Linked DNA regions of Homo sapiens: region 2 is linked to region 1. Evidence: chromatin contacts called from ENCODE Hi-C or POLR2A ChIA-PET data. All regions are on one chromosome and are shown on one strand. Each heading gives the region's core, a stretch centred on a gene start or an enhancer-like site at or near the end of the contact. The rest is flanking DNA. Distances are from core to core; before and after follow the strand shown. Region 1 holds the start of SUPT5H (SPT5 homolog, DSIF elongation factor subunit). Region 2 overlaps LTBP4 (latent transforming growth factor beta binding protein 4).

What was found. A loop is a pair of places that touch in the nucleus more often than their neighbours do. ChIA-PET counts read pairs that join two places held with the same protein, here RNA polymerase II (POLR2A). Pooled maps may share reads with other maps.
Region 2: a pooled map shows a loop between it and region 1 (4-fold over the local background). The contact joins the enhancer-like site here to the promoter of SUPT5H in region 1. A Hi-C loop is called at or near these places in 2 of 50 pooled maps. POLR2A ChIA-PET finds 5 or more read pairs at or near these places in 2 of 52 experiments (CD8-positive, alpha-beta memory T cell and activated CD8-positive, alpha-beta memory T cell).

Annotation. Positions count from the first base shown.
Region 1 is chr19:39,444,168-39,446,867 of GRCh38, forward strand. SUPT5H (SPT5 homolog, DSIF elongation factor subunit) reads left to right here and starts at 1,415. Exons shown (of 30, transcript NM_001111020.3): 1 at 1,415-1,470; 2 at 1,637-1,798. The coding sequence starts at 1,724. RefSeq lists enhancers at 658-1,455, 1,215-1,484, 1,456-2,252, 1,625-1,844.
Region 2 is chr19:40,603,992-40,606,691 of GRCh38, forward strand. LTBP4 (latent transforming growth factor beta binding protein 4) reads left to right here. Exons shown (of 30, transcript NM_001042545.2): 2 at 1,044-1,235; 3 at 1,414-1,661; 4 at 1,738-1,840; 5 at 2,242-2,316; 6 at 2,413-2,535. Among named protein-coding and RNA genes, the nearest start is that of LTBP4, 4.0 kb to the left of the region's middle. RefSeq lists silencers at 1-34, 1,619-1,868 and an enhancer at 2,232-2,526. Within about 2 kb of position 1,425, at least 36 of the 41 ENCODE cell types and tissues checked have a DNase peak (open chromatin) inside an H3K27ac peak, as active enhancers do.

The DNA of each region.
Region 1 (2,700 bases), core at 165-2,664:
AATGTGTCCTGAGGCTTCTTTTTTTTTTTTTTTTTTTTGAGACTGAGTCTCACTCTCGCCCAGGCTGGAGTGCAGTGGCGCGATCTCGGCTCACTGCAAGCTCCGCCTCCTGGGTTCACGCCATTCTCCTGCCTCAGCCTCCCGAGTAGCTAGAATCACAGGCACATGCCACCACGCCCGGCTAATTTTTTTGTATTTTTAGTAGAGACGGGGTTTCACCATGTTGGCCAGACTGGTTTCGAACTCCTGACCTCAGGCAATCTGCCCGCCCCGGCCTCCCAATGTGTTGGGATTACAGGCATGAGCCACCGCGACTGACATAGACTTCTGATTTTTAAAATTTCCCCTATCAGGTTAATTTTTCAATTTTTAAAAATTTAAGTTTTAATTTTTTTTTTTTTTTTTTTTTAGAGACAGGGTCTCTATTACCCAGTCTGGAGTGCAGTGGTGCAATCATAGCTCACTGAAGCCTCAACATGGGTTCAAGTGATCCTCCCACCTTAGCCTTTGGAGTAGCAGGGACCACAGGCACACGCCACCACACCACATTAAAAAAAACACAAAAATTGGATACATGGGGTCTCAATTTGTTGCCCATGCTAGTCTCAAATACCTGGCCTCAGGTGATCCTCCCGCCTCAGCCTCCCAAAGCGCTGGGATTACAGGCGAAGGTTCATTTTTCATCTCTCCATTACACCTGTCCACTCTGCCATCACTCGTCAGCCGTCATTACTAATAGATAAATTCGCCTTTAAATGAACTTAGGAAGCCTGGAAAGAAAAATAGGGACTTGGGCCGGGCGCGGCAGGTTATGCCTGTGATCTCAGCACTTTGGCAGGACGAGGCCGGAGGATGGCTTTTTAGTTTGAGTTAGAGGAGTTTGAGACCAGGCCGGGCAACAGCCCGACTCTACCAAAAAAAAAAAAAAAGTACAAAAAGAAAGAAAAAGAAGGAAAAACCAGGGCTTCACGGTCACTCAGACTTGGCGAGGAGGCTTGGGTCTGCCGCTTTCCACTGAGTTTTTCTGAGCTTCAGCGTTCTCTCCAAAACGGGGATACGGATCTCCTGGGGATGCTTTAGAGGGCCTAGGAGATAAAGCCTTGTTTCTTTTATAATTTGCTATTCGCTGATTTCGCCGCCTCCTCGCAGCTTGGCCTACCGCGCTAGTGTTCCGGACTAACGAACAAACGGCTCACTAAATTCAAACATGAGTTTCAGCCTGGTCGCCGAGCCGGCGGGTAGAAAAAACCTTTCCCCTCCTAACCCTCCGCAGATGTCGGCCCCGCACTCCGCCCAGGCCAGCCCTGCCTCTCTCAAGATGGCGACCTGGAAGTGCGTCGCCCGTGCCAGCCCCGGAAATCTCGTGTTAGGCGAGGTCAACGGGTAGGTTCTCGCGAGAGGACCCGTCAGCCCCAGTCAGGCGTCGTGCGAACAGCAGCTGGTACCGAAGGCGGAGGTGGAGCCCGAGAGGTAAGTGCGTGTGCAGAGGTGGCAGTTCCGGGCGCCGGGGAGGTGTAGAGAACAGATTCGGAAACTGGGGAGGTCTAGCATGTGGCGTAGGAGGGGGTCCTCACTCCGCTTCGCGATTGCCAAAACGAGCCTGCCGGAAGCGCCCTAAGGGGTTTTCTTCTCCCAGGGAACCAGCGGGGAAACTGAGGCTCGGGGTGGAGCGCAGGATTGTGGGACGCGCCAAGGCTGCTGTCTTTCCCAGCAGCAGCGGAAGATGTCGGACAGCGAGGACAGCAACTTTTCCGAGGAGGAGGACAGCGAGCGCAGCAGTGACGGCGAGGAGGCCGAGGTCTGTGGCTGGGGCGCTGGGGGAGACATTGCGTCTGGGGACAGGACTCCGGGCAGAAAGGCCCCTGTGGGAGGCTCGAGGGGTTCACAGCGGGCTCTGGCTTCTGGGAACTCCCAGATTGTCTCAAGAGATAGAGAATTAGGCAAGTCGAAGTCAAGCAAAGGGACAGGTTCTGGAGGCCAGAAATGGGTCAGGTCCAGTGAGATAACAGGTGATGTTTTGAAAGTTTACTCTGTGTGCATATAGTAAGCACTTAGCATTAGTTTTTTTTTTTAGTTATGTCTAGTCATTCCATAACTATATTTGTAGTGCCTACTATGTACCAGGCGCAATTCTTTGCTCTTAGGGTACACCAGTAAACAAAAAGATTTTAAAAATGTCTGCCTTCGGGAATGTAAATAAATATAGCCAAGGAATAAACTATATAGTAAGCTGGAAGGTACTCTGGAGAAAAGAACAGAAAAGGGGAATGGAGAGTCCTGGTTGCTCTTGAAATAGGGTCATCAGCATGAGTCTGAGGGGTGACATTTGAGCAAAAACTTGTTGGAGGTGAGGGAGTGAGTCGTGGTTAGCTGGAAGTGTAGTGTTCCAGTGAGGGGGACCAGCAGGTGCAGAGATGGGAGTGTGTCCGCCGTGTTCAGGGATTAACGAGGATTTGAGAGGCCAAGCTGGGAGGATCACTTGAGCCCAGAAGTTTGAGAGCAATCTCGGTAACACAACGGGACCCTGTCTCTACAAAAATATAAAAACCATTGGCTGAGGCCGGGCTTGGTGGCTCACACCTGTAATCTCAGCACTGTGGGAGGCCAAGACAGTGGATCACCTGAGGTCAGGAGTTCAAGACCAGCCTGGTCAACATGGTGAAACACCATTTCTACTAAAAATACAAAAAAATTAGCTTG
Region 2 (2,700 bases), core at 175-2,674, 1.2 Mb after region 1:
CGCTCGTGGCTCCGCCCCGGTGCTACTGGAGGCTGTAAGGCCGAGCTAGAACTCTAAAGCCCCAGCCAGAAAGAAGTTGGGCGGAGACACAGCGCGGTGGGCGGAACTAGGGCACCCGGACAGCCTGGAGGTGGGGTGGGAGGGGCGTGAACAAGTGAGCCGGGCGAATCAGAGTGCGGAAAGGAAGGTGGGAGGGGCTAGAGGCAGCAGGTTAAGCTCCTGGATAGGCGGGGTTTAGAATCCCGCGGGTAGAAGGTAATGTGAGAGGGGCTACAAAGGGGGCACAGCCAGGGGGCGGAGGTAGGACTTCGTGGACCAAGCAGAGGGAGTGTGGGCGGGCATAGAATGCGAAGGAGACAGAGTTGGGCGGGGAGTTATGCCAGGGAGTGGTTAAAATGTGGTTTGAGTCAATGGAAGGGATCAGCATTGGGTCGGAGGGGCTGGAACAGCAAAGGGTTCCGTCGGACTACGGAATGGGCGGGGTCAGCGCCGTCTGGGCTGGTCTGGAACTCCGTGGACTCAGCCAGAAATTGGGATCCGAGAGGTTGACATGAAAGTGAATAAACAGCCTGAGGGCTGGCTGGGCTCACGCCTGTAATCCCAGCACTTTGGGAGACTGAGGCAGAAGGATTGCCTGAGCCCAGGAGTTCAAGACCAGCCTGGCCAACATAGTGAGACCCCGCCTCTACCAAATTTTTAAAAAACGTAGCCCGATGTGGTGCACGCCTGTCGTCTCAGCTACTTAGGAGGCTCAGATGGGAGGATCACTTCAGCTTAGGAGGTCGAGGCTGCAGAGCCATAATCACGCTACTGCATTCCAGCCTGGGCAATAGAGCGAGATCCTGCCGACTTAGTGGGTGGGACCGTACCTCTGATGGCTGAACAACTGGACTGGGCCAATGCTGATGCCAGAATTGGGGCGGGGCCACATGACAGCTAAGGGCGGAGCGACTTAGAAATGAATGATACCTTGAGGGAGTAGGGACCCCAGGAGAACCTGCCAGGAATGGTGGCGCCCCTGAGTGTCCTCGTTCTCCTCCCAGTCCTGTGTCCCTTGATCTGTCACAATGGCGGTGTGTGCGTGAAGCCTGACCGCTGCCTCTGTCCCCCGGACTTCGCTGGCAAGTTCTGCCAGTTGCACTCCTCGGGCGCCCGGCCCCCGGCCCCGGCTGTACCAGGCCTCACCCGCTCCGTGTACACTATGCCACTGGCCAACCACCGCGACGACGAGCACGGTGAGGAAAGGGTGGCCAGAGTCCCCTCCGACCCCTGTCAAGCATTTCACTTTGCCCCTGACCCTCATATTTCCCGCCTTCCCGAGCACCTTTGCCCAGCTCGCCCTCCCCGCCTTGTCTAGCCCCACCCCGTAAGAACCCGTGTAGACATCCGTTTGCCCGGCCGTGCCTCCCCTAGGCGTGGCATCTATGGTGAGCGTCCACGTGGAGCACCCGCAGGAGGCGTCGGTGGTGGTGCACCAGGTGGAGCGTGTGTCTGGCCCTTGGGAGGAGGCGGACGCTGAGGCGGTGGCGCGGGCGGAAGCGGCGGCGCGGGCGGAGGCGGCAGCGCCCTACACGGTGTTGGCACAGAGCGCGCCGCGGGAGGACGGCTACTCAGATGCCTCGGGCTTCGGTTACTGCTTTCGGGAGCTGCGCGGAGGCGAAGTGAGAGGAGGCCCGTGGGGAGGGGCCCGGAGCTTGCCTCCGCGCGGGGGCGCGCTCACCCAACACTTCCCCGCAGTGCGCGTCCCCGCTGCCCGGGCTCCGGACGCAGGAGGTCTGCTGCCGAGGGGCCGGCTTGGCCTGGGGCGTTCACGACTGTCAGCTGTGCTCCGAGCGCCTGGGTAAGCCCCAGGACGTCCCCGAAGTGCTCGGAGCTGGGGAGTGGTGACAACCTCACCGTTCCTCCTACTCTGCCCTAGATAAACCCAGTTCACAAATTGTAGCCACGCCTACCCCATTGTGGAGGCGACTTCCAGTCCTGAGCTTTTCATACCGCTCTGGGACCACCCACCCCATTTTCTGACTTTGGCCACTCTGTTCTCACCCTGCCTTTGTGCCTTGGCCCCCCACCATATACTTTGGGAGTCTCCAATGTTGCCATTTCAACTGCCAACCTAAGGCTGTCCCTGCACTTAAACTACAGCCAACATCTTTTAGTCCCTCCCACCCCGTCTTCGTCTCTGCCCACTCCATTCTCGCTCTGCCCACCTGTCCCTGGCCCACCCCTCTCCTCTCGCCACAGGGAACTCCGAAAGAGTGAGCGCCCCAGATGGACCTTGTCCAACCGGCTTTGAAAGAGTTAATGGGTCCTGCGAAGGTGCAACGGGGCAGGGGTGGGAGGGGCTTGGTTCTGGGGGCGGGATTTGCAGGGATCAAGTTCCTGACTCCACGGTGACCTCCCCAACCCTGGCAGATGTGGATGAGTGCGCGACTGGCGGGCGCTGCCAGCACGGCGAGTGTGCAAACACGCGCGGCGGGTACACGTGTGTGTGCCCCGACGGCTTTCTGCTCGACTCGTCCCGCAGCAGCTGCATCTGTGAGCAACCAGCAGGGAGCTGAGGCTGGGTCCCGCCCTCCCTGCCCTCAGAAGTCCCAGAGCATCCTGGGGCCTTTAATTCCCTCGGACCCCCCCAGACTCCCGGGTTCCTCTGTCAGCCTTAGAGCCCCCTCAGAACTTCTCAGATTCTTATACAGCTTCAGC